Regions from separate parts of the Homo sapiens genome. Here region 2 is linked to region 1. A link is a loop called in an ENCODE intact Hi-C map of the cell type or tissue named here. Cell type or tissue: Calu3. All regions are shown on one strand.

Evidence for each region. A loop is a pair of places that touch in the nucleus more often than their neighbours do. Peaks named below come from ENCODE experiments on the same cell type or tissue, not always from the same donor. Only the 100,000 strongest peaks of a DNase experiment are listed, where the experiment ranks them.
Region 2: it touches region 1 in a loop (3-fold over the local background); 5 of 110 quality-filtered maps call a loop at or near these places.

The regions. Positions count from the first base shown.
Region 1 is chr2:177,905,284-177,907,783 of GRCh38, reverse strand. The region is part of intron 2 of PDE11A (phosphodiesterase 11A); the gene reads left to right. Among named protein-coding and RNA genes, the nearest start is that of PDE11A, 170 kb to the left of the region's middle. RefSeq lists an enhancer at 1,368-1,662. In Calu3, a CTCF peak has its summit at 1,515 (motif pointing left); a DNase peak (open chromatin) is centred at 1,523.
Region 2 is chr2:178,071,287-178,073,786 of GRCh38, reverse strand. It overlaps PDE11A (phosphodiesterase 11A), which reads left to right and starts at 1,010. Exons shown (of 20, transcript NM_016953.4): 1 at 1,010-2,261. The coding sequence starts at 1,350. In Calu3, no CTCF peak of the experiment used is centred here; a DNase peak (open chromatin) is centred at 966.

The sequences.
Region 1 (2,500 bases):
ACGGTGAGCCTGCCTGACCTCTGTCTAGAGGGAGATATTGTCTTTATTATACTGGATAGTAAACACTTCTGTTCTTTGCTCTGAAAGGAGACAGTATCTCTATCTTCCAAGGCTGTTCATTGTATAAGCATTCCAGAAAGATACAGCCAGTGCCTCTCTCTGCCACGTGTACAGAAACATAAAATATCCATAGAGAATTATCTCCCAAGAACTTTGGGTAAGTTCTTAAAGCCTCAGTTTTCTAATCTGCAAACTGGGATTAATGGTAAAACATAAGTGAATATAAAACAGATGTAATGCATATACAATGCTTAACATCATCCCTGACACATAGCATCATGCCTGACACAATGACAGAAGGGCTTAGCCAATGGCAATTACTATTATAAATTATTTTTTCTTGAATAAGGTGCAAGCATGTTTACTGAATTCTGTTTTCTCTAGTAAATAGAATATTGCAGCTTAATGATGTTTTGCATTATTTGAATCACCAAAGATTAGAACTAAAAAAGACCATAAACCTGGCATTTACAGATAAGAAAATAGGTTCAAGAGCTTATATGATTTGTTGCACTTCACACAGCAAAACTGTAAAAAGAACAAAGATTATTTGATTTAAAATTCAGATTCTTTTTAATTTAACATAATACCTGGAACTCAGTAAATATTGGAATTACAAATGAAGTGAAGCAAGCCTATGATATATTAGAAAACATTTCACATCTTCATTTGATCACTCTCCTCTTACTTGCTTGACTTACCAACCACCTTAAATTTGTCCCCTGAAGGCAAAAATAAATAAAACAAATAAGTAGTGGAAAGTTAAAATAAGTCTCCTCCTTGCTTTTATCCCCGTTATAGTCATTGTCTCCATGGCAGAAAAAAACAATGAGCCAAAAACAAAACCTCCAGAAAACTACAAGGAAAGTGCTTGCTCTATGTGTAGGTGATATTGAAAGTGGTCCCATTCTGCCTAAAGGCAGGGAAATTCTAATGGAATATCTGGCAGCTTTATGCCAACAGCTTTATCTTGGCTTATGGACAGACTTTCTAAGGTATGAGGGGGAGTAGCAAGAAAGGGGAGAGTAGGGGGTAACAGAAATAACATCTAGTTCCAGAAGGCAACATGTGAAAATCCAGGGAAGGAATTTATCCCCAAAACATCTGCAAAAATCATTGATTTTTGTATGTCTTCTTAATTCGGATCCCATTGTTTCTCTATCTTCTTTAAAAATGAGGTCATAGCTTTAGTTTTTATATGGCTCTGAAATTCTTTCCAGGACCCTAGGTCAGAGTTGATCATGCCCAGGTAACCAAGGAAAGATTTTAATAGGAAATTCAGCGATAGGGAATGTGAATTGCCCTTCATCTTTTGTGTACCTCAAGTCCTCTGCATAATTGCCTTGCACTCCAGGTGATTCTTTTCTGGATGTCCTGGGTGCTTCACAAGTGCTTCCTGAGTTGGTGGAGGCTGCTGTCGTCCCTCACCCACAGCGGGCACTGCACTGCCCTCTGCTGGTTACAGCAGGAATTGCTCTATTTTGCCAGCGCTTGTTACCTCTTCCTAGGGCACCATTGTGTGCGTGCGTGCGTGCGTGCGTGCGTGTGTGTGTGTGTGAGAGAGAGACAGAGAGACATAGAGTCTATGATATAAACATGCTTTTTTCCCTCTTGCTTTAGAGAAGTCCCAAGTATGTCACTTGTTTCATCTACATTGCGAAGAATTTAGGGAAATAGTTCTTTCAGTTTTTACTTGGAGCATTCTATCTCTCTGGAATCAGAGATTCTGGAGATGAATTTCTTGAGAGTGCAAGGCAGTAGTAAAAATCCCTATGCCTAAACCTCCATGATGAGAAAGTCTTTGTTAGGGGTAGGCCCATCACGGCTGGGTGTTTCTGCCCATAGGAGGACTTCTCCATTACAGGCTCCCAGCCTTTCCTCATCAGGCTTCTGCAGAAGCATCCCACCAGTATGATTTGTGTCCAGTTATGTCTACACAGTGGCAGACACAATTAGAACTCTGTCGCAGAAGGCTGCCAGGCCTGCTGACCCCTAGTTCCCACTGGGCCCATCCTGACAGGCATGTTTAAAACTGGTAGCAGATAGGTCTAGAATCAAGCTGAAATCCCTGCTACAGATGTGAATTGTATGCCATATACATATGGTATATGCCATATGCCAACGAAAGAATTGACTTATATCCTGCCTACCTCCAAATGTGAGTATGGGCACATGCCTTAAATTCCAGGTATATCACAGTTCATTTACTTATTTATCCTTCTTTTATCCAAGAAATAATACAAGCTGCTTTAGACACAGTTCCTATGTCACAGCCCTCATAATCTGTTGCTTCACTTTATGTCTTCATAGATGTGAATTCTCTAGTTAAAGCTTGATTTACAACATATTTTAGTTAACTTTGAAAAATATTCATAATGAAGTTAAAATACTAGTATCAACAACTCTCTGTATTCAATCTCTATAGATGCAAATAAAGTAT
Region 2 (2,500 bases), 170 kb before region 1:
CTTACAAGCCAGTTTCAACATATCACTAACCATCTTTACTGATAGATCACTCAAGTGACCAGAGACATAGCTACATTCAGTAAAGTTTCCATACATCGTCACCTTAGAATAATAATAATAACAAAAGTAATACAACAGCTAACATTTACTGAGCACTTTTTATGTGCCAGGCACTATGCTAAACGTTGTTTTTTTTCTTTTTAAATCTTGATCACCACTCACCTTCTTGGAAACCAGCAGCTCCAAATTACCAGGATTCTATGCTTGGTTTACTGTCTCCTAGCTGGTCTCCCTGCTGTTAATTAAATACTCCAGACTCTTCAGCACTTACTTCCTCTACCTGGTAAACTCTTTTTCTGTACTGTGTTTTACACCCTTTCTCTGTGTAATCTGTCTCTGCCCCAGGTACATGAATTTGGTTAAAGTCATGAATTGCTCACATCGGAAACTTTATTTGCTATTTTCGGGGAAATGCCATTCCATTAATATTTACTGAGCACCCACAAGGCGCTGGGCAGTGTTAGTGAGCAAGTCCCAGGAATCCTGGGAACCAACAATCCACAGTCACATCCCAGAAAAATAACCCTGCCTGTCTCTGAGGGTGAACGACACTCTCGATTCCTCGGAGTCCGCTTCTGTGTTCAGATCCCTGCAAAACATCAACACTTGTATCTCGGACTCCCACTGGGCTCCCGCTGGGCCTCCTCGAAACGCTAACGGATTAAGGGGCGCGGTGAGTAGGGAGGGTTGGGGAGGTAAGGGAGCAAGAAGCGGGGAAGGAACAAGGTGCGTTTCCCTCTTCTAATCGTGTTCCAATCAGGAGTCCTGTACCCAGGCGCCGATTCCGGCCGTCCAGAGACTCTTCCAGGAACCGCCTGGCAGCCTGGGCCGTGGACTTTGGCTGGTCTGGCGTCCGCGGCTCCCTCCTCTTCTCTCCTCCCTCCAGGCTCCGTGCCTCACTCAGGGGCGTGTCCTGCCCTACCTCCCTGTCACAGCGGTCCACTCATCCGGTTACAGCAGCAGTTCCAGCAGCAGCGGCGGCAGCCAGAACAGGAGCAGCGATAGCTCGGGTTTCCGGAACAGGAGCCGGGGCAGCGGCGGCAGCTCAGTGCTGGGCACCTGTGCGGAGCAGGAGTAGCAGGACCACGGGGTGGGGTCGGCGCCAGCCACTCTGAGCCAGAGAAGGAAGGGGCATCTCCCAGATTCCACTGCTGGGAATAATCTCCAGGGGAGGTGGCGCTGAACTGGGAATACTGGTGGGGGTGAACATGTGCAGGAACAGCTAGAGGCCTCGGGGCAGGAAAACATTTGGTTCACGTGTAAACAGGCAAGGAAAGCTGTCTGGGACCATGGCAGCCTCCCGCCTGGACTTTGGGGAGGTGGAAACTTTCCTGGACAGGCACCCAGAGTTGTTTGAAGATTACTTGATGCGGAAGGGGAAGCAGGAGATGGTTGAAAAGTGGCTGCAGAGGCACAGTCAGGGTCAGGGGGCTTTAGGTCCAAGGCCCTCTTTGGCTGGTACCAGCAGCTTGGCTCACAGCACCTGCAGAGGTGGCAGCAGCGTTGGTGGTGGCACTGGACCAAATGGCTCTGCCCACAGCCAGCCCCTTCCCGGTGGCGGGGACTGTGGTGGGGTTCCCTTGAGTCCCAGCTGGGCCGGTGGCAGCAGGGGCGATGGGAACCTGCAGCGGAGAGCTTCTCAGAAAGAGCTAAGGAAGAGTTTTGCCCGCTCCAAGGCCATCCACGTGAACAGGACCTACGATGAACAGGTGACCTCCCGGGCTCAGGAACCCCTGAGTAGTGTACGACGGAGGGCACTTCTCCGGAAGGCAAGCTCCCTGCCCCCCACCACAGCCCATATTCTCAGTGCGCTGCTGGAATCGAGAGTGAATCTGCCTCGGTATCCCCCTACAGCCATCGACTACAAGTGCCATCTGAAAAAGCATAATGAGCGTCAGTTCTTTCTGGAATTGGTCAAAGATATCTCCAATGACCTTGACCTCACCAGCCTGAGCTACAAGATTCTCATCTTTGTCTGCCTTATGGTGGATGCTGACCGCTGCTCTCTTTTCCTGGTGGAAGGGGCAGCTGCTGGCAAGAAGACCTTGGTCTCCAAATTCTTTGATGTGCATGCAGGAACACCTCTGCTGCCTTGCAGCAGCACAGAGAACTCAAATGAGGTGCAGGTCCCCTGGGGCAAAGGTATCATTGGCTATGTCGGGGAGCATGGAGAAACGGTCAACATTCCTGATGCCTACCAGGTAGGACTTTGCATTGTCCCCTTCTCCCAGAGCCCCATTGGCTTGGGAGATAAGCCTTCGGTTATCATCTGGCATCCAGGAACACATTAATTTAGGCTCTTTACAATACAAATTTTGCTATTTAAATTCCCGAGTTTAGACTAGTTAGAATGTTACTACGGCATCTTTGATGTGTTGGTCCTTTCTTAACACCCAATGGCTTGTGGGAAGTTAATATATCACCCAATAACACCACGTAT